Regions from separate parts of the Mus musculus genome. Here all the other regions are linked to region 1. Evidence: chromatin loops called from intact Hi-C (ENCODE). Cell type or tissue: gastrocnemius. All regions are shown on one strand.

Region 1 (8,000 bases):
AATGAGGAAGCAGGTTCCACAGCCGAGGATGTTTGAGAAACACTAAAAACTGCATCCTTGCCTCAAAGATACATAGTTCCCACTTGTGGGTTACTTGCTTGCTTTGTGGTACTGAGGTGTTAATCCCAGGGCCCCATGTGCTAGGTGACCACCACCAGACGACGTCCCCAGCCCGTTTCTATCTTATTGTCAGATAGGGTTTCACTAAGTCACCTACTCTGGCCTTGAACTTGCCACCCTCCTGCCTCAGCCTATGGAGTAGGCAGGAGCCACAGGGGAGTGTCACTGTGTCCAGACAGCAGCATCTTAAAGCAACTGTGACATCCTGTAGTAGAGGAGTCTCTGCACGCGTCCAGACATCCCAGATAACTAAACCTGAGCTTCTAGTTCTAGCTCCTGGGGAGGAACTCAGCCATGAGCCTTCAGCCAACTCCACTGGGGCATGGGGAGGGTCCCAGGGTCTGACACTTCACACCAGGAGGGAGATGCAGATGGTCCTTCTGCTTCCGTTTCTGCTTCTGGCGTCCACCTGCTTCACATAGTGAGCTCAGCCTGCTTCGGGAACAGGTCCTTCCAGGTCTTCACGCACACTGTTTTGCCTGGGGAAGCTGGTAAACAAGCAGTTGGGGGACCCTATGAGTTCAGTCTGCACTAAAGCCCAGCCCCTGCAAAGTACAAGCGTCAGGGACAGAACCAGTCAGTGCCCTTGCTCTCACAGGCGTCCCACCCTATCTGACCCTTGTGAAGAGATGTGGCAAGTGCAGTGCTTCCAGCACGGGTGGAGCTCCCAGCAGCCTGCCCAGCACTGGAGGGGAGGACACTCACCCATGCACCAATGTCTCCACTACAGCACCATCTGCCTGGTGACATTGAATGGAAAGTAAGAAAGAGGCGGGCGCAGGCGGCTCCTGTGAGGCAGTGCATGGGCTCCGTGCACTCCTGGGTTACATTCCCATTGTAGCTCGGATAGTGGTGATTCTGGCTCTAAAACCCCCATTTCTCAGTACAGTTCCCACAGCAACCACTGTAGCATGGATGCTCATTGGGAAGTGTTCCCAGGAGCAGGGTCTGTAAGAGGTGCTCATTAGAAAGTACACCCAATGGGAGGAGGAGGCAGGAGGATTTTTGAGTTTGAGGCCACCTGGTCTACAAAGTGAGTTCCAGGACAGCCAGGGCTACACAGAGAAACCCTGTCTCCAAAAACCAAAAAAAAGAAAGAAAAAAGAAAGAGGAAGGAAGGAAGGAAGGCAGGAAGGAAGGAAGGAAGGAAGGAAGGAAGGAAGGAAGGAAGGAAGGAAGGAAGGAAGGAGAAAGAACTCCCAAAAGAAAGAAAGAAAGAAAGAAAGAAAGAAAGAAAGAAAGAACTCCCAAAAGAAAGAAAGAAAGAGAGAGAGAGAGAAAGAAAGAGAAAAAAGAAAAGAAAAGAAAAGAAAAGAAAAGAACTCCCAAGAGCTGGGTCTATAAGGGGTGCTCATTGGGAAGTGCTCCCAGGGGAGGGTCTGTAAGTGTTGGGAAGACACTGAGCTGAGAAGCAATTTGGGGTACTTGAGGTGAGCTCACAGGTTGCTCCAGAGCTGTGATGGCTCACAAATGTCTTGATCTCAAGCAAGACAATCAGGCCATTCTATCCTCGCAGAAACCAGTTCTGAGATGCAAGCTTTCCAGGAGGAGGTTTCACTGTGCTGGGGCAGCTCTGTGCTTCTGAGGGAAGTGCAACTCACGTGCATGGGAGGAAAAGACAGACCCCCTCATTGCAGCCTTCTGAAGTGTGCTTCCCTCCTGGTCACTACGACCCCACAGAGAGCCACTACCTTAAGTCCTTGCACCTGGACTTTATAAAACGAAACTAACTGTCCCCTTGGCACTCGGTGTATGGCTTGTTACATCACTATTGTGACTCAGGCATTCACCCACGACCCTGTGTGACACTCATTCTCCGTGCAAACGTATCGGCGTCTCTGCTCTGGTGTCAATGGATATTTGGTTTATTTGTACTTTGGATGGTTATGGCTGCAGGAAACATTGTTGAGACACTGTGTGCTGAGCGTATATAGGTACTTCTAGCAAGACCTGAAGCTGTTGGCTCGCCCACTGGGTATGTGCTTGGCATTAGCAGAGAATGTGTTTCCCAAGCCCCGATTTTAAAAATTATTTATTTCCTATAGGTGGCATGCATGCCACAGTGCATGTGTGAAGGTCAGGGGACAGTTTTCAGGAGTTGGCACTCTCGGTCCACCATGTGGGTCCCAGGGATCGAACTCAGATTGCAGAGCTTGGCTGCAAGCTCTTTTACCCACTGAGCCATATCATAAGCCCTCAGCGGGTAATTTTAAAGACCTTTTTGAATATCAACAGTACAGCCTAGAGAAGTTAACCAGTGCCTCTAAAGAGTGCACCATGCAGTGACTGTGCAAAGCATAGACGTGGGTATCTTCATTAAAAGGGGTGTTCTGAATACACCGTTAGCAGTGTGAGTTTAATTTAGAAAATGATGTTACTATCTTCCACTATTTAAGCAAGCATAACAAGTGGCTTCACTTTCTAAACTTTTTAGTATAAAGGCATTTAAATACCAACAAAGACAAACAAGAAAACACAGCAAGCTCCTACGGAAGTGTCAGTCATATCAATAAAAATATAAATAAATCCAATATGCTCCATTTAAACATCTTTCTCTTCTCATTTTGAAATACTATATATTTTATCTATAAATATTTAGATAACCATATAAGAAGTTAAGAACTCTTTTTAAAGGTACAGACACCATAACACCATACCTAAAATACTCATAACTCTTTGATATCAAATATCCCTACAGATATCATAACCACACCAATGTTCACTGTAAGAGTAGAGCTTAATTTATACACTAATTTCTTACCATTAGAGCTCCTGGCTATTTTAAATTTTCCTCCCGTTTTTCCTCCTGTTACAAAAGCAATGCTTAGATAGACATCCTTAGAGTTTACTTCTTTATATATTTTGATTCTTAAATATACATAGCTCTGGGGTTCTTAACTGAATTCCTCGTGATACGCACAGAATTTCTGAAATACCGAAAACAGCTAATTCAGGCTTGCTGGGTACAGAACAAGCCTCTGACCAAAACCGAAAGGAAAGCAGTGACTTCTGTTTCCGAGGCTGGGAACCTCAGACTCCACGCTCGCCCCTTCTCTCTATCACAGCAGTCATCAACAAATAGCTGGACTGAGGGAGGCAAAGAAGAAGGAGGAGGTGGAAGGAGGAGGAGGAAGAAGGAGGAAGGAGGAAGAGGGAGGAAAAGGAGGTAAGAAGGACAGAAGGAAAGAAAGAAAAAAAGAAGAAAGAAAAAAGCAAACAAGCTCAGAGCGTTCAAATTCTCTAATGACACCTAGCAGATCCACAGATAAAGCTAGGTCTCCATTTCCACCCAGCCACAGAACTCTTTATGCAAGCTCACACATAGTCTTACCCATAACGCCCTGGGCTCTGCATTGCCTGTAATGCCTCACCAGTCCATCACCTTACAACATCTAAAGAAAGAAAAAAATATGGGACATCGTCTTGCTTTGGTTTTTTTGTTTGTTTGTTTTTTGTTTTTTGAGACAGGGTTTCTCAGTATAGCCCTGGCTGTTCTGGAACTCACTCTGTAGACCAGGCTGGCCTCGAACTCAGAAATCTGCCTGCCTCTGCCTCCCAAGTGCTGGGATTAAAGGCGTGCGCTACCACGCCCGGCTCTTGTTTTGTTTTGTTTTGTTTTGTTTTGTTTTGTTTTGTTTTGTTTTGTTTTAAATAAAGCTTAATCTTGGCTCCTGGCTTCAGACAGTTCAATCCATGGTCATTTGTCCCCATTACTTTGGAGCCTGTGAGAACAAATGGCAGTGGATACTGCTCACTGTATAGCAGACAGGAAGGAAAGGGGGCAAAGTATACCCCTCAAGGACACCCCCCCCCCCAAGCCTCCCTCAACCATCTACCAATGGCGTGGCACAGAACTTAGCCTTAAAGCAGTTAGAGACTGGGCATTCTAATCTGCAGCCACAGACCCCTCCAGCTGGTTTCATCGGCAGCCTTTGCTCAGACGGGCCACAGCCCACGCCTCTAACCTGTTCATCCTTTCCAACTCAGGTGATCTTCGATTATCTCTTTTTCTCAGCCTCCTCTATAATATGAACTGACATTTCCCAGTCACCTTTGATTTCACTTAAAAGCAATGAGGGCTAGGCATGGTTCAGTCAGTAAAGTGTCTCGCTGCACAAAAGGACCCAAGTTCAAATCCCCCGCCCATAAAAAGCCATGCACAGCAGCACGCACCTGGGACCTCAGCACAACCCTCGGACATTCATGCAACAGGCACATGCCTGCCATTCGTTTAATCCGCAGCCATCCTGCAGGTCAGGTTTTATTATCATTCCCATTTCATGGATGAAGAGAGCAACGCCCAGAGAGATTGGGCGACCTGCCCACATTCAAACAACCAGGAAATGGGTAGTAGAGCCAGGAGTCAGGCTGGCTCCGAGACTTTGTGATCTTGCTCTGCCTGACAATCACACACAGTGATTGCGACTAGTACTTCTGATCATTCCAGTCCATGCCTCAGCCCAGATGCTGGACCCTGCCACTGGAGAATCTATACATCCTCCAGCTAAGACTTTCTTATTGTTTACCCAGTGGTCCTGAGCTGTCTCATCCCTGTCTGGCTGGGAAATGAGACACCATAGCACAGAGCACACTTTCCAATAAACACAAGCGAATGACGGTTGGTGCCACACTGCCATTTCTTCTCCCGGCCACAAGGAGGCACTGTAGAGAATACACCACCTTGATCTTAAAGCCCAAGCCGGCCCTACTTGACCAACATCTTGATGGTCCGTACCACCACTATGGCTCTTAAAATCCATAGGTTGCATACCTTGCTCCAAGACATTTCAGGCAGCCTGCATAAGGAAGGTAGTTTTGAGGACTTCCAGAAGGCTCAGTCCTGAGGTTTTCTGGACTTCGGTTTGCTGAAAAATTTGTACCAAGAGCACAATTTCTCCCTTCTGAGAGGCACCTACAAGGATCACTCAAAGCATGACAGTAGAGGTGCAGCCGTGTGGAAACTGAGTTTCCCCAAAGCCAAAACCCTCTTGAGCTCATCACAGCCGCTCTTACCCTAGCCCTGGACTAAGAGGACGCCTTAGAACCCGCCATAAACTTGATCTTCCCCAGACTTCCCATGAAAACAAGAACAAAACAAGACAGAACACCTAAAGAAACTTTTTTTTTCTGCCATGAAGTTTTTGTTTGTTTGTTTGTTTGCTTGATTTGTTTTTTAAAGAAAGAAAACCAAACCAAATCAAACAAAAATACAAGATAGAAAAGCCAAACAGTCCAAGTAGCGTGGAGACTGGTGATTCCTCCGGGTCCCCAAGGCTGTACCAGAGCCAAGCTTGAGGGTCGGGGAAATTCTGAGTGCCAGACTCAGGGGTCCAATTACAGGAAGTGCACAGACAGCCCTGTGGCACCCCCCTCCCCCCAACTCTCACAGTTAGCTGCCAAAAGAGCCTCGGAGTGAAACAGGTAAAGAAACCAGCCGTCTTCTACAACAGTCTTTAAATAAGGGATGCTTCCACTGGAATACTTGAAACAAAGGCCAAGTGGTCGCTACAAGTCAACGAGAAATCTGAGTCTTCATCTTTGTCTCAAGACAGCTCAAGATGTATGCTGGTCCAGCACTTGGGAGGCAGAGGCAGGTGGATTTCTGAGTTCGAGGCCAGCCTGGTCTACAAAGTGAGCTCCAGGACAGCCAGGGCTGCACAGAGAAACCCTGTCTCAAAAAACAAAACAAAAACAAAAGATGTACGCTGGCTGCAGAGCAGCCCTGAAACCTCATGAGCTCCGCTTGAAGGCCTTTCCATCACCTGAGCCCAAGGTCAGGGCAGGCGGGAAAGCATGCATGCTGTAATGTCAGCCACATCACCACAGGGTGAACAACACAGTGTCCCAGCCCCACGGGGCTACACAGGTGAGTCTGTTGGTTAAAAGTATCAGCAGCACAAGCTAGAAGGACTAGGTTCGGAACCCCAACATTCCACGTTTAAAAATACAATCAAAACCAGGCACAGTGTTGCATGCTTGTGACACAAAACTGAATCCCAATTCATTGAGAGGCTCCGTAGCAACAGACAGGGAGTCTGCTGGATAGGTGGAGGCACCTGCCAGCAAGCCTTGTAACCTACGATCCCAGGATCTTCACGTTCAAAAGAGAGAGCCTGCTCCTACAAGCTGTCTTCTGATCTCCACATACAGTCTGTGGCACCCAGATATAGGCAAACACACACACACAGGCATGCAAAAACATGCACATATACACGCACATACACAGGTATGCACATACACGTACACACACAAACACATGCATATACATGTGTATGTGCACACATACAGTCATGTAACACATATACACACTCGAGCACTTGCACACACAAGCACACACCGTCACGCATACACACACAAAAGCATCAACACACACATACACACATACACATGCACGCACATGCACACACAGGAATACACGTACACATACGTGCACACATGTACACACATGTGCACACACAGGCATGCACACCCATATACACACATAAGGACAAGTACCCACACCCACATGCATACACACATGCACACACAAGCACATGCACATACTTACACATGCATGTACACACATGTACACACACAGAGGCACTTACCCACACACTCATGTACACACAAACTGAACTGCAAACTGACTGAAGACGACACTGGACATTGATGACTGATGTCTGGCTTCCACATACTTGTGCATCCACACACATACCACAAGCACACACCAAAAAAGTTATGCGCATCATACATGCACATGTGTACACAGGCACACATCTGGCTCACTTGTGCCTCTTCCCTTGACGCTCCTATGAATTTTCTAATTTCTTTTTCCTTTTGGAGGTTTTAAAACTGTTATAGGCAGTGGCTGGGAAAAGGGGGACAGCAGAAGGTGGGAGTCACACCCTGGGCAGAGAAGGAGGCCTCCGAAGGCTTGCAGTGGAAAGGCCCTGGGAGGCTGGGTGACTCGACGACTGCTCCGTGCCAGGCCCTGAGGTAGCACTCGATAGGTGACCATCGCTGAGGTAAGGGAAGGACAAGAAATGGATGCTCAGTCATCCGAGTCAGACAATGAAGGGAAAACTGGCAGAGGGACAGCAACCAGTAGGCTCTGGGTGAATGGGAAGAGCTAGCTGTGGTCCTGGGAAGAGGTGGGCAGCACCTAGGGTCCCTGGAAATGAACTGTGGCAAGGATAAAGATTGACAGGCAACCACCCCATGTCCAAGAGGCTGTCAGATCCATCCTCTTGGTGATGGGCAAAGTAAGGTTGTGAATTAAATAGAGGAAGCCATTGATGACAACACCCTGTCCAATTGCATCATACGCCAGACCCTTCCCACCTCCCCCTGTATGAACATTACTTAGAGAAAAGCCACTGCTGATCTGTGAAGAAGTGCATGTCTCCAGACAGCAGTCACACTGTCAGTCAGGAAGAACACAGGCTGATGGTCTCTGTGTCTTGTTCTGCTGTCTGTCCCTAAATTATAAACCAGCGATGCTTCAGAAATTGTCTGTCTGCCCAGGGAAAAACCACTCTCTCCCTGCTTAATGCATTTTTAAATGCTCACACTGGTGGGTCCCGGAAGAGCCACCCCTCCCATTTAGTTATTAAGCCCCGTGTAGCACAACAGGAAAGGGTGGCCATTGTGGGGTGGGGTTTGTATCCATATCTGTGCGGCTCATATGCGGTGCTAGTCTGCTTCCATGCACCACACAGCTTTCCTGCCTGCCAGGGGCAGGAACCTGACTGGATGCTGACAGCAGGATGTGTGTGTGTGTGTGGGGGGGGGGGGGATTCTGAATCTGAACCAACCAAATTCATAGAAACAGAGATAGATAGTGGCTGCCAGGAAGGAGCCCAAGAGGATGGTAGTGAATGGGGGGGGGGGGTGAAGGGGGG
Region 2 (8,000 bases), 90 kb after region 1:
TCCCCAGCCAAAGAGTGGTTCAGGTGATGGAAGAAGCAGACATAAGCCGGAAGAAGGTCAGAGGAATACGCTGGACGAACACAGTCCACGCCTCCACAGCCCCACGCTCCATAGCTCCAAAGTTCATAGCCCCAGATTCCACAGCTCCAAACTCAGCCCACTTCATTTAACTTTAGAAACACTGGTCTGTTGGCAAAAAGCAAATGCATTAGTCAGGGTTCTCCCCAACAACATGGAGAGTGAATATGTAGGAGACCCTTCAGGATGCTTTATGTTCTGTAGTCCTGCTAATCCCAGCAACGGCTGTCCACCGACGGAAGGTACGAGAGCCCAGTCCTTATTCAGCTCACAAGGCTGGACGTCCGAGCTGCTCTTCAAAGAAGCAGGCTCTGGTGCCAGTGGAGGAATGGACTTGCCAGCCGAAGTGAGGGCAAGATGGCAGAGAGAGGGGCTTCCTTCTTCCGTGTCCTCTGTATCTGCTGCCGGCAGGAAGGTGTGGGTGACCCAAATCAAAGGTATTATTAACTTCCCACATCTAAAGATCCAGATTAAAAGTGGATTTTTCCCCCACTTCAAACGATTTAATTAAGAAAACTTCCCCCACACGGGTAAACCCCAGCAGCTTGGGGTTTAGTTAATTTCAGAGGTAGCCAACTTGACAACCAAGAAGAGAGACCACAGCAGATTTGAGTGGTTTTGGTTTTCTCTCTCTCTCTCTCTCTCTCTCTCTCTCTCTCTCTCGATTTATTTTTGTTGTACATGTATACTCACTTTGCCTGTGTGCACATAGAAGCACCACAAGTGTACTTGATGCCCGTCAAAACCAGAAGAGGGCACCAGATCCCCCAGGGATGCCCCCCCCCCCCCCCCCCCGCCTGTAATGGATCAGAAAAGCAGCCCAACAAACAGCAGCCATGATGGGTATTGGTACAAGTCTGGTTTCTGCCTTAGAGCCTCTTTCAGTCCTAGCTACAGAGCTGGCTGTCATCGCTTGCCTTACCCTGTCCATGTTTTGGCCCGTGTCACAACTCACTCGAGAAATAGCTGTTTCTACGCATAGTAAGCGAAACTGACAGTTCAAACAACACTTTTCTTGAGTCTTGTGAAAAGGATCAGTTTCCATGGTGGCTCTCAACAAGCCCTTGTCTCCCTGAACCGCCCTGCGCTGGACATTCATTAGCCCCTGGAGCAAACCCACTGTCTCTGTTGAATTCAAATAAGAACATCAAAGGGCTATGGAGATGGCTCCACAGTTAAGATCACCGGCTGCTCCCCATATGCTCATTCACAACCACCTGTCGCTCCATTTTCAGGGTATCCGATGCCCTTTCCCGGCCTCCACAGGCACACACAGACACACATATAAAATGAAAAATAATTTTTTTTTCCAAAAAGAAACTCATATCTGTCCTCCGACTAACATAGATTTCCACAGTATAAAATAAACATCAGGGCACAAGTCACTACCAAACATGTAAATCAAGGACCGTGGCATTAAAAACATTGTATCACGTAGCCATCAGTCTGTATTATGTATTCTAACAGTGATGCAAAGAAACTCTCAGTTACTTTTGCACCAACCTAAAGATGAGTGTCTGAGTCATGGGGGGGTCAGGGGAGGGGGGAATCCTGGATCTCACAAAGGTTTCTGGGATGTCAAGGAGAGGTTGGGAGTGGCAGTCTAGTCTGGCTCTCAAACCAGACTCTGAGATTAACACTGTGTTTACCCCACAGTTTGTGAGAGAACACATTATTCATATGCCCCAGGAAGACTACATCAACTGGCTACAGAGCCGAGTCAACATTCCCTTCCGGCAGCGCACCATCCTGACATAGAGGGGCCCAGTCCCCGTGGAGGAAAGCAAGCCAGCACCACATCCCTAAGCCCAGCCTGTGCCCGTAGCCTCCTCTCTTCTCTCCTGGACACACGGCATGGAGCAGTGAGATCAGCTGAAGACACTTCTAACAATATGACTGTCTGGAGAGGGTGGTCCCAGGTGGCCCTCCCCTCCCCCACCAGGCTCCCTACCTCCGCTCACTGTCCAATGTGGACTCTTGTTTTCTCTCCCAGACTCTTGTCACCATTCCCCTTCCCCGAAAGCCCTGGATAATAAATCTAACCTGGATGTTTGACATCTTCCCAAGGAAGAATTCAAGGTGTGGCATTTGGGTGCGGCAATCAGATCTTAGGAGAACAAGCTATCATTTGTGAGCTTTTGTAAATTCGACAACCTAGTGCCATGTGTTTTGCCTGCGTAATGTAATTATTTATATTGGCATATGACATTCCTGAGTACATACAGATGAATAAATGAATGGATAAAGAGATGGATAAATAGGTAGTAGTATAGGCAGATGGGTGGGTGGATAAGTGGATGCGTAGAGAGATGGATAACTGGATGGGTGGATAGATGAATGAATGAATGAATGAATGAATGGGCAGATGAATGAGTGGGTGGATGAATGAATGCATGCATGAATGGGTGGATGGATGAATGAATGAATGAATGGGTGGATGGATGAATGAACAGGTAGAGTATAGATTCAGGGACAGATGAATGGTTAACTGCGATGCACATAAAGAAATGGCATGTATGTGTGCACACGTGTACATTCATGCTGTGCATGGGCACATGTGGAAGGCAGAGGTTGACATCAGGATACCTTCTGATAAAATGAGAAGTGAGAGGAGAGAACGGAGCCCTGAGGACAGACAGACAGACTCACAGACGCACCACTGACTGATAGGTTGCTCCCTTCTACACAGTGTGGAATGGATTATCTGGTTCCAGCTCCACAGCCCCCACGGTCCCCACAGCCTCCACGGCCCCCACGGCCCCCACGCACTGGCTTTTTGCTGTTCTGCAAACAAGGAGACAGAGGCTCGAAAGGATTCTTCCACTCTTTTTAAATTTAAATTACATTTATGTTTTGCTTGTATAAGGTTGTGTGTATAGATGTGTGTGCATATGTTTGTGTGTGCACATGCATGCCTGCATGTGTGTGTGCATTTGTGCATGTGTGAGCATGTGTTTGTGCATGTGTTTATGCGTGTGTGCGTGCCTGTGTGTGTGTGTGTGTGTGTGTGTGTGTGTACATACACATAGGCCAGAGGTGAACATTGAGTGGCCTTCTACCACTCTGTCTTTTTCGTGTGCTGCTAGGATAAAAACTACTCTACCCTGCCAGGGATGGTAGTGGACACCTTTAATTCCAGGCCAGCCAGAGCTATGCAGTGAGATCCAGGCTCAAAAAAAAAAAAAAAAAAAAAGACAAAAAAAGAATAAATAAAACGCTGACTAAAAGCAACTTGGAGAGGAAAGGGATTTATTTGGCTTGCAGGGAACGGTCCATCATCATGAAAAAAGTCAAGATATTAACTCTAGGCAGACACTGAAGCACGGGCCATGGAGGAACTCTGCCCACTGGCTTGCTCTTTATAAATCACTCAGCTAGCTTTCTGCTGCAGCCTCGGACCACCTGCCTGGGGACAGCACCCTCACAATGGATTGGGTGCAATCCCCCACAGACATGCCTGGGGTTACAGTGGTGAGAGGGACTCCTCAGCTCCGTCTCCCTTCTCCCAGGGCTGTTCAGGTTTGTGTCAAGTTGACAAACACCATAGCATGCTTCACATTTAATATTTTGAGACAGGGTCTCTCACTGCACCCGGGGTTTGTGGATTCAGCTAGGCTGGCTGGCTATCAGGCTTCTAAGCGCGCCTGTGTCTGCCTCCCAATGCCGGAGTCTGTGGCACATGTTCCCCACCCTGGCTTTTTGACATGGGTGAAAGGAGCTGGACTCAGACCCTCACGCTTACACAGTACTGACTCCCCAGACCCTGAACTTATTTGTAACTGATTCCTAACTACATAAAAAAATTGAAACTGTGCATACTGTGCTGGGTGATTTTTATGTGTACGTGGTACTGTGTTCAATCACAAGCAAACACAGCTCACTCCTCAAATGGTTTATCATTTATAATAAAAATGTCCCAAACCCTTCCTTCCCTGTTGTCTTTTTAAGCAAACTGGGTCATCTGTAGCTACGGCTGTCCTGAGTGTGCCACCCTAGAACTCCGTACCTTCATCCAGCTTTGGATCAGAACAGAGCCCTTTGGTCCACCTTGCCCAACTGTGGTTGGCGCTTGAAGTCTGGTCTCCCTGATGTTCACCGCATCTCTCTGAGGGAAAATGGAGCATTACTTTATTTATAATCCCCATTTTTTTTTAATTAAGCATACAAAGACACCGACGATCTGTGGCAGAGCAGAGTCTAGAATGAGGTCTGTCTAGGACAGGAAATAGCCTGAAATCACAAGACTTTCTGCTTCCTCCACGCCAGACTCCAGCTCGGTCGGTCTATTGCTCGTAACTATGGCGCCATCTAGTGGCAACTCTTAGCACCACTCTCACCATGCCCTTGAGCGAAACCTAAGGGTCTTGCCCAAAAGGGAAGGCAGAGACTGTCAACAACAGTAACAAGTCCTACATGCTCAGACAAGGAAGACGGTTTGTTACTGAAACATGACCCGGAGCAAAGAGCAGCAACACAAGCATCATCTCCAGTCTCTTGGGCTTCAAGAGCCCCAGGGAGAAATCTTTTTGGAGTGAACAGCTTCATCAGAATCCGAGAGAACAGCAACAATGTATCTGGTCCCCAAAGTTGCCATCCCGCTAGACTTCACAAGCCATCTACGTTGCTGCTGCGATGGAACTGTATCTTCCCTAGAGAAACACTTCCAGTAGATATCGGTGGAACTTTCTGTTTATACAAACAGTTCTTTTGTTGTTTATTTGGTTTTGAAGCCCAGCGTTGTGGGAGCGGATCTTGAACTTGCTTATGTATCTGAGGCTGGCTTTGAACTCCTGAATCTCCTGCCTCTATCTCCCAAGCACTGGAATCACAGGTGTGTGTACCACTATGCCTAGTTACATAGCCCTTATTTTTTTAAAAAAAATCCTATAAAAAGCAAACCACAGGACATATTTAGGCTAAGAAGTCAGAGTTTGGGGACACCTGCTTGAGGGTGAGTTTAAAGAAGACGAGTTTCTATTCTTTCCAAAAGAACACACTGGGAGAGCTGATGAAGTGAGATAACTTCAGCATCTCTTTAGATATTTAGAAAACGACAATGGCTATCTTTTCATGGGAAGAGAACAGGTGCCCCCGGGGATCAGGGGGGCTTCACTGGTGTGAACTAGATAGCATGCATCCCTCCCATGCTCAGACCTTCTCTCACCGAGAGCACAGCTACAATGTAGCCAGCATCGTGGGGCCTTCCCAGAGATATCCCATCAAGCACCAGCAAGGGACGATGATGTACGAGAGAGCCAGCAGGCTGTCTGTGTGTGCCGCATGCCAGGTGTTGCAATAAACCAGTGGTTCTCAAGCTTCCTAAAGCTGTGACCCTTTAATGCAGTTCCTCATGTTGGGGTGACCCTCTTCCCCCAATCATAAAATTCTTTTCAGTGTTACTTTGTTATTGCAATGTGCCTCAGGTACAAATTAGTTCATGGATTCTGCTACTGTTAAGGAATTGTGATGTGCATATCTAACATGCAGGATATCTGATATGTGCCCCCTTTACACCCCCACCCCGTGAAATGGTCGCGTGACCCTTAAAAGGGGCCACACTCACAGGTTAGAAACCACTGGGTTAGAATTAGAGTGGAGGACATACTAAGTGCAAATGACTTCATGAGACAGAGACATCTTCAGCCCCCAAAGTCCCCAAGAATCTCGACATAGATATGATAAGGAAGAACGGGCTGTCAGAGATTTACAGTACTGGTTTTAAGGTGTTGGGGACCAGCAAGATGGATTAAGGGGCTTGCCGCCAAGACTGGTGGCCTGAGTTCAATCCTCAGAATCTATACATGGTAAAAGAGGAGAACTGACTTTCAAAAGCTGGTCTCTGGCCTCTGTGGATATATGCATACACACACACACAGCACACGCGCACTAAAATGTAATCTTAAAAGGTTATGTATTGAAGGGAACAGCTATGGAAAGAAAGTAAAAATTGCCCATAACGAATGGACAAATTCTGGAGGTAGAGTGGCCTACAAGATAGAGGGCTGAGATGAGGTATGTGGGGGGCAGGCAAGTTCTGACCGTTCATACAGCATTTGAGCCTGGGAGACATAGCTAGCGCACTCTACGCCATGTGAGAGATGGCCCTTCTCTTGCAAGAGCCTGAAAAGAACTCCACAGTGCTGCTTCAGTGTGGTAATCGTGGTAAAAGTCCAGATCTCGGTGGTGCTCCCATTCTCTGCACAGCCTCCAAGGGCAACACGCGTGTCAGGTGTGGAGACCACTAAAGAGGCCACGAGGACCCAATGTGCAGCATCCAGCTCGTGGCAGGATCTTGGTGCACATTAGAGATGGCAGCGGCGAGAGCGGGCCAGGGAATGGAGTGTGCACAGTCAGTCCACAGTGCCCCAATCTTGCATGGTGAGGACGGCTCGGCAGTCACTGTCTCCGAGTGCATGCCTTAGTGTCTGACTCTGGCTCACTGCACCCTAAGTCCCCCAACTCCTCTCATCACTGCCTCTGAAAACATAAAGACTAACTGTAAAGCCAAAGTCACAGGCTCCCAACCTGGTGACAAGAAAAGACACATCTGGCCTTTGCAACTTTTCTTTTTTTTTTTTTTTCTTTTTTTCTTTTTTTAGAATTTCATGCGTACCGGGTTTACATTCTTTCCACCCACCCCTACCCCCTCCAACACCTTCTGTGGCCCCACTCACTCTCAAATTCATGATCTCCTATAGATAGATAGATAGATAGATAGATAGATAGATAGATACATACATACATACATACATACATACATACATACATATATACATAATGCATACATACATGCATAGATACTTAGATATATAGATACATAGATAAATACACACATATATACATACATATAAGAGATAGATAGATAGATACATACATGCATACATATGAGAGATAGATACATAGATACATAGGAGAGATACATACATATATACATACATACATACATACATACATACATACATACATACATAGGAGAGATAACTACATAGATACATAGATGATAAATGGGAGATATACATAATACATACATACATGCATGCATGCATACATACATACATGCATGCATACATACATACATACATACATACATACATGGATAGACAGATATAGATATATCTCCTGTCAAGTCAAGTTGGCATTGCTCATAGGTTTGTGTCTAAGGACAGAATAACCTCTCCCCTAGCAGGGGTTCATCATCCCTTGAGAAGGCTGATTCTTCTTCTCTCAGCAGCCATTGATGTGCCTGTAGCCCTTCACCCAGGGGCGAGCCTTGTGAAATCCACCCCCAATCCATATTGTCTTCCTGATTGCACTGGTCTTGTGCAGGTGACCCCTGCACATTGTTGAGATTTTATGTGTATCACTTTTGTGATAAAAACAATATTAGGCTCACAGATGAAGGACCATCTTACCCAAGCTGACAGCATCCCAAATCCCTATTCCATGAACAAAGAAACTGAGACATGTGGAGTAAACTTTTTCAAGATCACAGGCTGAGGGGGAGAGGCAAGGTTGGGAATGGAGAACAAGTGTTCAGAAGGCTACCCCAGAGGAGGCCCTGTTGGGCTATAGGAAGAAGAGACTGAAAGTCTCTACCAGAGTTGGGTCTAGACAGAGGCAGCAATGGAAAAAGTGAATGGGGGCCTGGAGTTGATCAGATTCTCTTTCGATTCTCCCCGTAAGCCTGTGATCTTGGAAAGGTTTACTCCTCATGCCTCCGTTCCTTCACTGGTGAAATGATGGAGTATGGGATGCTGTCAGCCTGGCTAAGATGGTCCTTTATCTAGGGTGCCTTCTCTGGGGGCGGTGCTTTTGGGAATGCTCCCCCTCCCTTTCCTTGGAAATCTTTCACTCTGTGGGCCTAATATTGTCCTTACCACGAAGAAGAAGAAGAAGAAGAAGAAGAAGAAGAAGAAGAAGAA
Region 3 (8,000 bases), 180 kb after region 1:
ACTGGGCCCAAATCAAGAGATCATTGAGGTAGGCTCCCTGTAAAGTCTTAAGCAGTCAGCCTTGGCTGGCTGCCCCCGCAGGGCTTCTCTGCGGCTGCCCCACTGTGACCCCTATCTGCTGCAGCCATAGCCTCACCTTGTGAGGCTCTCTGTGCCCCAACACCAACCCTAGGTTTCACACAGCTGGCCTGATTGTCATTTAAGTCACTTGATCACCCCATTTCCGCAGAGCCCAGGGCTGTAGTCTGAGCCCTGAAACCTCGGGTCTAAACTGCAGTGCCTCCCTCAAGCCGGTTCTCTTTCACCCACCTAGGGGGACTTTGATAGGCAGTTCTCTCGGGTTTCCTTTAGAGACACCTCTGATGTGCTAGCTCTTCTAGAACCGGAGGCTCTCCCTTTTGTGTGCTCACTAGGTCTCAGTAAAAGCCTCATCCTGGAGCCTACTTCTCCCACCTCACCCCCCACCCCTCACCCCCTACCCCTCACCCCCCTCAATCAATAATTAAGAAAGTGCTCTACATGTGAGCCTACAGCCCAATCTTACTGAGACATTTTCTCAATTAGGGAACAGAGGTTCCCTCCTCTCAGATGACTCCAGCTGAAAGACCCACAACGTGAGGACTCCCCCACGTTCTAACTCAGGAGAGGCGACACCCCAAAATCACCAATGAGAAACGGTCTTGCTGCAAATTGCAAGAGGATTTTTTATTCAAGAGCGCTCTCGGGCCCATGGTCATACACCATGCAGGGGTAGAGGACCGTGGCGCCCCGAGTAGCTGAGTAAGGGGGTATTTAAAGGAAAAAAACACAACTCAAGGAGGTGGGAAGGGCGTTGTTGGAAAATACCAAAAATACCAGTTAAGAGTCACAAGGAAGTACAAAGTCACAAGTGTCAGGTTATCTCTCAAGACAGTTTCTAAGAGCCCCTAGCAATAGCACCTTTGCATAGTGGGTTCCAGCAATGGTCAGGGTGGGTCAGGGTGACTTTCTTTGAATGAACACTCTTTGAACCCAGGAAGCGGGTGGGTGGAGGAAGGAATGTCACTATCTGTTTTATGATTAGGATACCTTGGAGGATTGAGTTTACTACTCTTTCACAGCTTGGGTCAAGTTGACATAGAACTAGCCAGCACAGTTGATCCCCTTGACAACTTGACACATGGCACTTTTTTTTTTTTTTTTTTTTTTTTTTTTTTGGGTTTTCGAGACAGGGTTTCTCTTTATAGCCCTGGCTGTCCTGGAACTCACTTTGTAGACCAGGCTGGCCTTGAGCTCAGAAATACACCTGTCTCTGCCTCCAGTGCTGGGATTAAAGGCATGCGCCACCACGCCTGGCTCATGTGGCACTTCTAAAGACAAAATCTCCCCCCCCCCTTTTTTTTCAGAGAGAGAAGTTGTGTAATCCCCAAGACCTCATATTTTAAAATATCATAAAGATCAAACATATCACAAATGTAGAAGTCCCACAAGTCTTTACCAATCCAAACATTTTAAAAGTTCAGTCTCTTAAGAATCTAGAGTCTCTTGTAAAATCCAAAACTTCTTTTAAAAGTTAAAAGTCCTTCAACTGCGGGGACTCCTATAACATCAAAAATAAGCTAAATGCTTTTTTTACATCAAGAGCTCATGATGTAAGAATGACGGCGCAGTCCCAATCCAAACAATGCAAAAACCAAACTCCAAAAGTGTAAAGAACTCAGTATCCAATTATCTGGGATCCACTCACTGTCCTTTAGACTCCTCTCAGGGGCGTCTGAGTTACTTCTCCAGCTCTGCGGTCTACAGCACACTCGGCTTGTCTTTTAGGTTTATGTCAGCTGCATCCTCCACACATACCTCTGCTCTTGATAGCTGTCCCATGGTACCGGCATCTCCAAAATCCTGGGGTCTTCTGTAAATGGGCTGCACCCCCACCAACAGCCTCTCCTGGGCTCTCTTCAGGGTCCCCAGGCCTGCCACACAGTGCCAAGCCTCAGTTGCTCTCCATGACCCCGTCATGCCTTCAAAACCAGGACCACCTGGGTGACTCTTCTCAAGTTCTGCTGCCAGTGTGAGCTACAACCTGGGCCACCTCTGGAACACAGCTTCTGGGTGCCGACCCTGAGGAAACCCTCTGCAGAAGACTGCACCTCAGCAAGGCTGGTCTCTTCCTGACCACCGCCAATCTCTCAGCTGTAGCTGATCAGCATCAGTTGCCCCAGGAACCTAAAGTTTTCACTTCAAAGGTGCTGGTACCTTGTTAATCACAGGTGGACCTTCAACCCCAGCTAACCAGAACCACACTTTCTCAATTCAAAATATCAAGCAGCCCCGACAGAGTCTTTAAACTCCCCCCAGAAACTTCACAAGCCAGGCCTCATCTGCACTGTTTTCAGCATTCTTATCTTCCAGGATCCCGCAGGACATCACACAGAGCTCTCAACACTCAGTGGTTTTTCTAGCCCAAAGTTCCAAAGTCCTTTCACAATCTTCCCCCCAAAAGTGGCCAGGCCTGTCACAGAAATGCCTCACTGTACTGGCTGGTTTTGTATATCAACTTGACCAAAGCTGGCATTATCACAGAGAAAGGAGCTTCAGGTGAGGAAATGCCTCCAGGAGATCCAGCTGTAAGACATTTTCTCAATTAGTGATCAAGGGTGGGGAAGGCCCATTGTGGGTGGTGCCATCCCTAGGCTGGTGGTCCTGGGTTCTATAAGAAAGCAGGCTGAGCAAGCCAGAGGAAGCAAGCCAGTAAGTAACATCCCTCCATGGCCTCTGCATCAGTTCCTGCTTCCTGCCCTGCTTGAGTCCCAGTCCTGACATCCTTGGTGATGAACAGCAGTATGGAAGTGTAAGCTGAATAAACCCTTTCCTCCCCAACTTGCTTCTTGGTCATGATGTTTGTGCAGGAATAGAAACCCTGACCAAGACACTCACTATCCTGGTATAACCTCTGTATCAGTTAGGGTCACTACTGCTGTGATAAAACACCATGACCAAAGCAGCTTGGGGAGGAAAGGGTTAACTTGGCCTACACTTCCACATCGATGTTCATCACTGGACAAAGTCATGACAAGAACTCAAACAGGGCAGGAACCTGGAGGCAGGAGCTGATGCAGAGGCCATGGAGGGGTGCTGCTTATTGGCTTGCTCCCCCATGGCTTGCTCAGCCTTTCTTATAGAACCCGGGACCACCAGCCCAGGGATGACCTCAACCACCATGAATGAGCTGGGTCCTCCCCCATCAGTCATTAATTTTAAAAATGCCCTACAGGCCTGCCTATAGCCCAATCTGATAAATTTTCTCAATTAGGGTTCTCTCTTCTCAGATGACTCTACCCTGTGTCAAGCTCATGTAAATTTAACCAGCACACCACATAAGGGTAGAAAGAGAGAATTAACTCCTGAATGTCTTGCTGTGAGTTCCATGACACAGGCACGCGCATGCGCGCGCACACACACACACACACACACACACACACAATAGGTAATAATAGGTAAATAAATACAAGGAATGCTAGATACACTCTATGTAATTATCATTTGGTGTTGGTTTTCCCAGGCATAGAAGAAGCTCTCTGGGCTAGGATTCACATCCTGCCTGTTGACCTCTGATTCCTAGAGGACTCGGGACTTTGGGCGGAGAGAGAGGTTCATGAGCAGTCATTAAAAGGATAAAGGATGAGCAAGCGGTGAGGGAGAGAAGTGGGAATGGAAGAAAACTGGGATCGAGGAATTCTCCGCCATCCTGTCATTGTTAAGCAGGAGAAAACCTTGACTCTTAAGCCAAGCCGAAGCAAAATCAAGGTATTAGCTAGAAATTCTTTCCCAAACACACTCATTTTCTCGTTATCGCTTATCACGGTGATTCGGCAAAAGGAGGGGAAATGAAAATGCGTCTCTTCAAAAGCTATTTCAAGATAAAGAGCCCATAAAACTCCCGTCCCGGCGGCCTTTCCCAAGCCTCTTTTGAGTTTAGGGTGCCCTCTAGCGGCAGCCACAGAGAATGGCACTCTAGGGTGTTGCTCTGCATCATTCCCTGGCCTCTCAGGACCGGTTTTCGTAAAGACGTCTAGAAGCAAACTGGAAGGAATTGTCGGGGGAGGGGGGGGTGGGTGGTGATGTAACCAACATCTATCTCTTCTCCTAAGGACTCAAAACCCTGTCATGATTCAACCAAAGATCACTCAGGGAACCAATGAAACTTTGGGGTTTCCTTACGGAGCATAGGTGAGGGGTGCCTACAGGGGTGTGGGTGCTCCTCCCCATTCCACCGGCCTCACCTGGACTGCCTTTACCCAGCATGGATAAGAGCATCTGGGAATATAGATTTCCCCTCCCTAATCCATCCTATATGCATGAGCCCAGGCGCGCGCGCACACAGACAAACACAAACACATATATATGCACACACACAGTTCCTCCCCCAGGTCATGTGTGTTGAAGCTGGGCTGCCTATCGCAGGGAGCAGCGGGGTACTAGAGCAAGAATCCCGAGCCCTCCCCGCCCACAACAAGCCCAGCGGGGATGATCTTCTGGGGGCGGGGGAGGAGGGGCGTGGCTCCTCTGAGATTGGGGTTGATTCTCAGAGGGCATTCACTCAAACCAAAAGGTAAGGAAAAGAAGCAACAGGCGTCCGGGAATGTGGGTGGGTGGTACAATACATGTTTACACGTGCCGTTGAACTCCCCTCCAAACCTAAAATGCTAATCGGCCCCGGGATGTTTTTGCTGGGAACTGGCTCAGCTGCTTCAGATACTACAGCATCGAACCTGTGAAGGGACTAGCTGAGAGAGAGTAAGTCTCCTTTACTCACACGGGGTCCGGAGTAAAATTCACTGACACTTTTGAAGGAGACTTTTGGCCAGTCGCCGGTCTACCTTACTGATTTGTCTCCGGCCTGGAATGTCACAGGGTGGAGCATAGACACAGCTGCTCCACCAAAATACCCAGCCTAGATAAAATAATCCATCCAGTATTGTGGAAGACTGGCTACAGAGCAGAGGTGATGGTGAAGTCCGGAAGAAGATCTGAGCCCAATGCACATAGAAGCCAGGTGTGGCTGTACAAGAGCTGTTGCTGGCAAGGGCAGAGGGGATGCTTGGGGCTTGCTGGCTGCCAGTCTGGTCCAGGCTCCCTGTCTCCAGGGAATAAAGCAGAGAGTGATGGAGCAGGATGCCTGATGACTTCTCTGGCCTCCACGGGGACAGGAACATGCACCCACATCTGCACCCACGTCTGCACCCACGTACACAGGCACATACAACACACACATTTCCAAACAGTTGACTCCCAGGCTGGAGAGATGGCTCCGTAGTTAGGAGCACTGACTGCTCTTCCGAAGGTCCTGAGTTCAAATCCCAGCAACCACATGGTAGCTCACAACCATCTGTAATGAGATCTGATGCCCTCTTCTGGGGGTGTCTGAAGACAGCTACAGTGTACTTACATAAAATAAATAAATCTTTAAAAAAAAAAAAAACAATGATAATAATTGACTCCCTTGTTCTTCAGTCTCCATATTCAACAGTGTTTGTTTTGTATCCTTCTGGAACGTTCCAACCTCAAGACTGATGATGCTCAGAAAAATGCCAACAACTAGTGTGTTCTAGGTTGATGACTGTTCACAGTGTTGTGTCGGGACTGCATTGGTGACTGGATAGCTGGCCTGGAGCTAAGGGAGTCTCGACAGGTTGGATATGGCTTGAATGGGATCTGGACAGTGAGCACAGGAAGGCTTTTATGGGGGAGGGGAGGTTCAAGAGGAACACTTCGATGGATTACTAGGGACTAGGGCATGCATTAGAAGTTATCAACACCATGGACAGAGAGATTAGCAACCACATGGTGGGGCCTGAGAGGAGAGTCCCATCCCCAGCAGCAGAGACAGACAAACGGCGTGGCGTGGACACATGGCAGACTTGTAGGCTCTCCCTATGGCTTTCTGAGATGGAGGGGAGGCGTCACCGCACAAACCTGCAGCCAAGCTCAAATCAGGGAGGGGTGGGGGAGCCTGGGGAGAAGAGGCAGGAAGTGTGCTTACCAATGCCCTCTTTGATATAAGCTCACTACCCCTGTGAGAGAAAGAACCCAGCAACAGGAAGTCTGTTAGCCAGGGACTCACAGATAATGCCTCTGTGGCGTGCCAGTGGGTATCCGTGAGAGGGGAAGGCTGCTGGGTTCTGATATTACATCCTCATAAGTACTATGGGAAAACTCTTTAAAAGCTCATGGTTTGTGGTCTATGCTGGTTTTTGTAATTGTGTCGTCGTGGCAACCATTTGCAAAGCATCCCAAGTACTTCTGCCGCTCTGAAGCCCCACCCGGATTCTCCCTGACTTTATGGGAAGGTAACTTTTCATCCCAATGGCTACTTGAAGTTAGGAAAATGGGCCTGTGCCTCCTCTCAGAGAGACAAATACGGCTCAGGGGAAGACCTCCCTCACTGTGTGGAGCCTGGTTGTTCTGCTCAGAGCAACAGCTGAAGGAGACCCAGATCTTAGGAAGTGAGCTGAGACATTAGAAACAAAGAAACAAACAAGCCTCAAGTATCTTTAGGCAACTACTTTTTTAGGTTTTAAAAGATTTTATGGAGAGTGTATGTGAATTGTGTGTCAATGTGTATGCATGTGTGTATATGTCTGTGTGTATATAACTGTGTGTGAGAGTACGGGTATGAGATCTGTATGAGTATGTGTGTATATCTGTGTGTATGTCAGTGTGTGTGATATGTGTGTGTATAAATTGTGTGTGTGAGTCTGTGAGTGTATGTATATGTGTGTGTATATGTCTCTGTGTGAGTTTGTATGTATGTATGTATCAGTGTGTGAGAGAGTGTATGTGTCTGTGTGTGAGTGTGTGTGTGTACATGTATGTATGTGTCAGTGTGTGTGAGTGTGTATGCTCACATATGCAGGCACACTTGCAGGTTCCCAAGGAGGCCAGAAGAGAATGTTCAGCCCCCCTGCACTGGACTTACAGGTAATTTTGAACAACCCTACACAGGTGCTTGGGAACTGAACTCAGGTCCTCTGGAAGAGCAGCTGTGCTCTTAACCCCTGGGCCGTCTCTCCTGACCCAGACATCTTTTTCCCTCTCTTCATCAGAAGTGACCACAGTAAAACAGGGAGCCACTGAAACCCCCACTCCCTCCCTACCTCAGGGCACACCAGACAAGTGTTTCTACCGTCCACTCCATGACCAGATGTTCACAAAATGGATGCTCACAGGATGCTCTCTCCACGGTGAGGTGGCTCTTAGTGCTCTCCGCCCCACTGAAGGGAAAGGTTACTATGTGTGTCTCTGATTCAGGCATAGGAAATCAACTCATTGCTCTTTGCTGAAGCTGCAAACTCCAACACACTGCCTCATTCTGCTTTGTACCAGACAGTGCTGGCAGAGCTTTATTCTACCTGAGATCCCCTATGTGGCTGGTTACCTCTGCTTAGCTCACATGCTTCTGACCTTCTCTGTGTTCCCAGGAGAATCCATAGTGCCTCTACTTATTTCCCAGAATCCTCTCTTTCAGCCAGGGTCCCATCTCCTATTTCCTGCCTCAGCTCATTGGCCATAGGTTTTGTTTTGTTTTGTTTTTTTTATTGACAGATATTGCTTATACGAGGTTCTCTCTACAATCTTCACAATATTCTGATGATTAAAATGTCTCTTTAAAAATACAGAGTGAGGTGCTGGAGAGATGGTTCAGCAGTTAAGAGCACTGACTTGGGGCTGGAGAGATGGCTCTGTGGTTAAGAACACTGACTGCTCTTCTAGAGGTCCTGAGTTCAATTCCCAGCAACCACATGGTGGCTCACAACCATCTGTCATGGGATCTGATGCCCTCTTCTGGTGTGTCTGAAAGCAGCAATGGTGTACTCATAAATAAAATAAATTAAAAAAAATAATTTAGCCGGGCGTGGTGGCACACGCCTTTAATCCCAGCACTCAGGAGGCAGAGGCAGGTGGATTTCTGAGTTCAAGGCCAGTCTGGTCTACAAAGTGAGCTCCAGGACAGCCAGGGC

Evidence for each region. Peaks named below come from ENCODE experiments on the same cell type or tissue, not always from the same donor. Only the 100,000 strongest peaks of a DNase experiment are listed, where the experiment ranks them.
Region 2: it touches region 1 in a loop (17-fold over the local background); 12 of 42 quality-filtered maps call a loop at or near these places.
Region 3: a loop joins it to region 1, with 11 times the contacts of the local background. A loop is called at or near these places in 12 of 42 quality-filtered maps.

Annotation. Positions count from the first base shown.
Region 1 is chr5:116,209,678-116,217,677 of GRCm38, reverse strand. All of the region lies in intron 2 of Ccdc60 (coiled-coil domain containing 60), which reads left to right. Among named protein-coding and RNA genes, the nearest start is that of Gm36502, 18 kb to the left of the region's middle. In gastrocnemius, a CTCF peak has its summit at 4,767 (motif pointing right); no DNase peak of the experiment used is centred here.
Region 2 is chr5:116,119,912-116,127,911 of GRCm38, reverse strand. Ccdc60 (coiled-coil domain containing 60) reads left to right here. Exons shown (of 14, transcript NM_177759.3): 14 at 1,735-2,331. The coding sequence ends at 1,836. C330018A13Rik (RIKEN cDNA C330018A13 gene) reads right to left here and starts at 4,298. Exons shown (of 2, transcript NR_153384.1): 1 at 4,085-4,298; 2 at 1-186. In gastrocnemius, a CTCF peak has its summit at 4,400 (motif pointing left); a DNase peak (open chromatin) is centred at 4,383; H3K4me3 peaks cover 367 bases.
Region 3 is chr5:116,027,307-116,035,306 of GRCm38, reverse strand. Gm13842 (predicted gene 13842) reads left to right here and starts at 6,066. Exons shown (of 2, transcript NR_165276.1): 1 at 6,066-6,329. In gastrocnemius, a CTCF peak has its summit at 3,968 (motif pointing left); a DNase peak (open chromatin) is centred at 3,956; H3K4me3 peaks cover 400 bases; H3K27ac peaks cover 2,158 bases.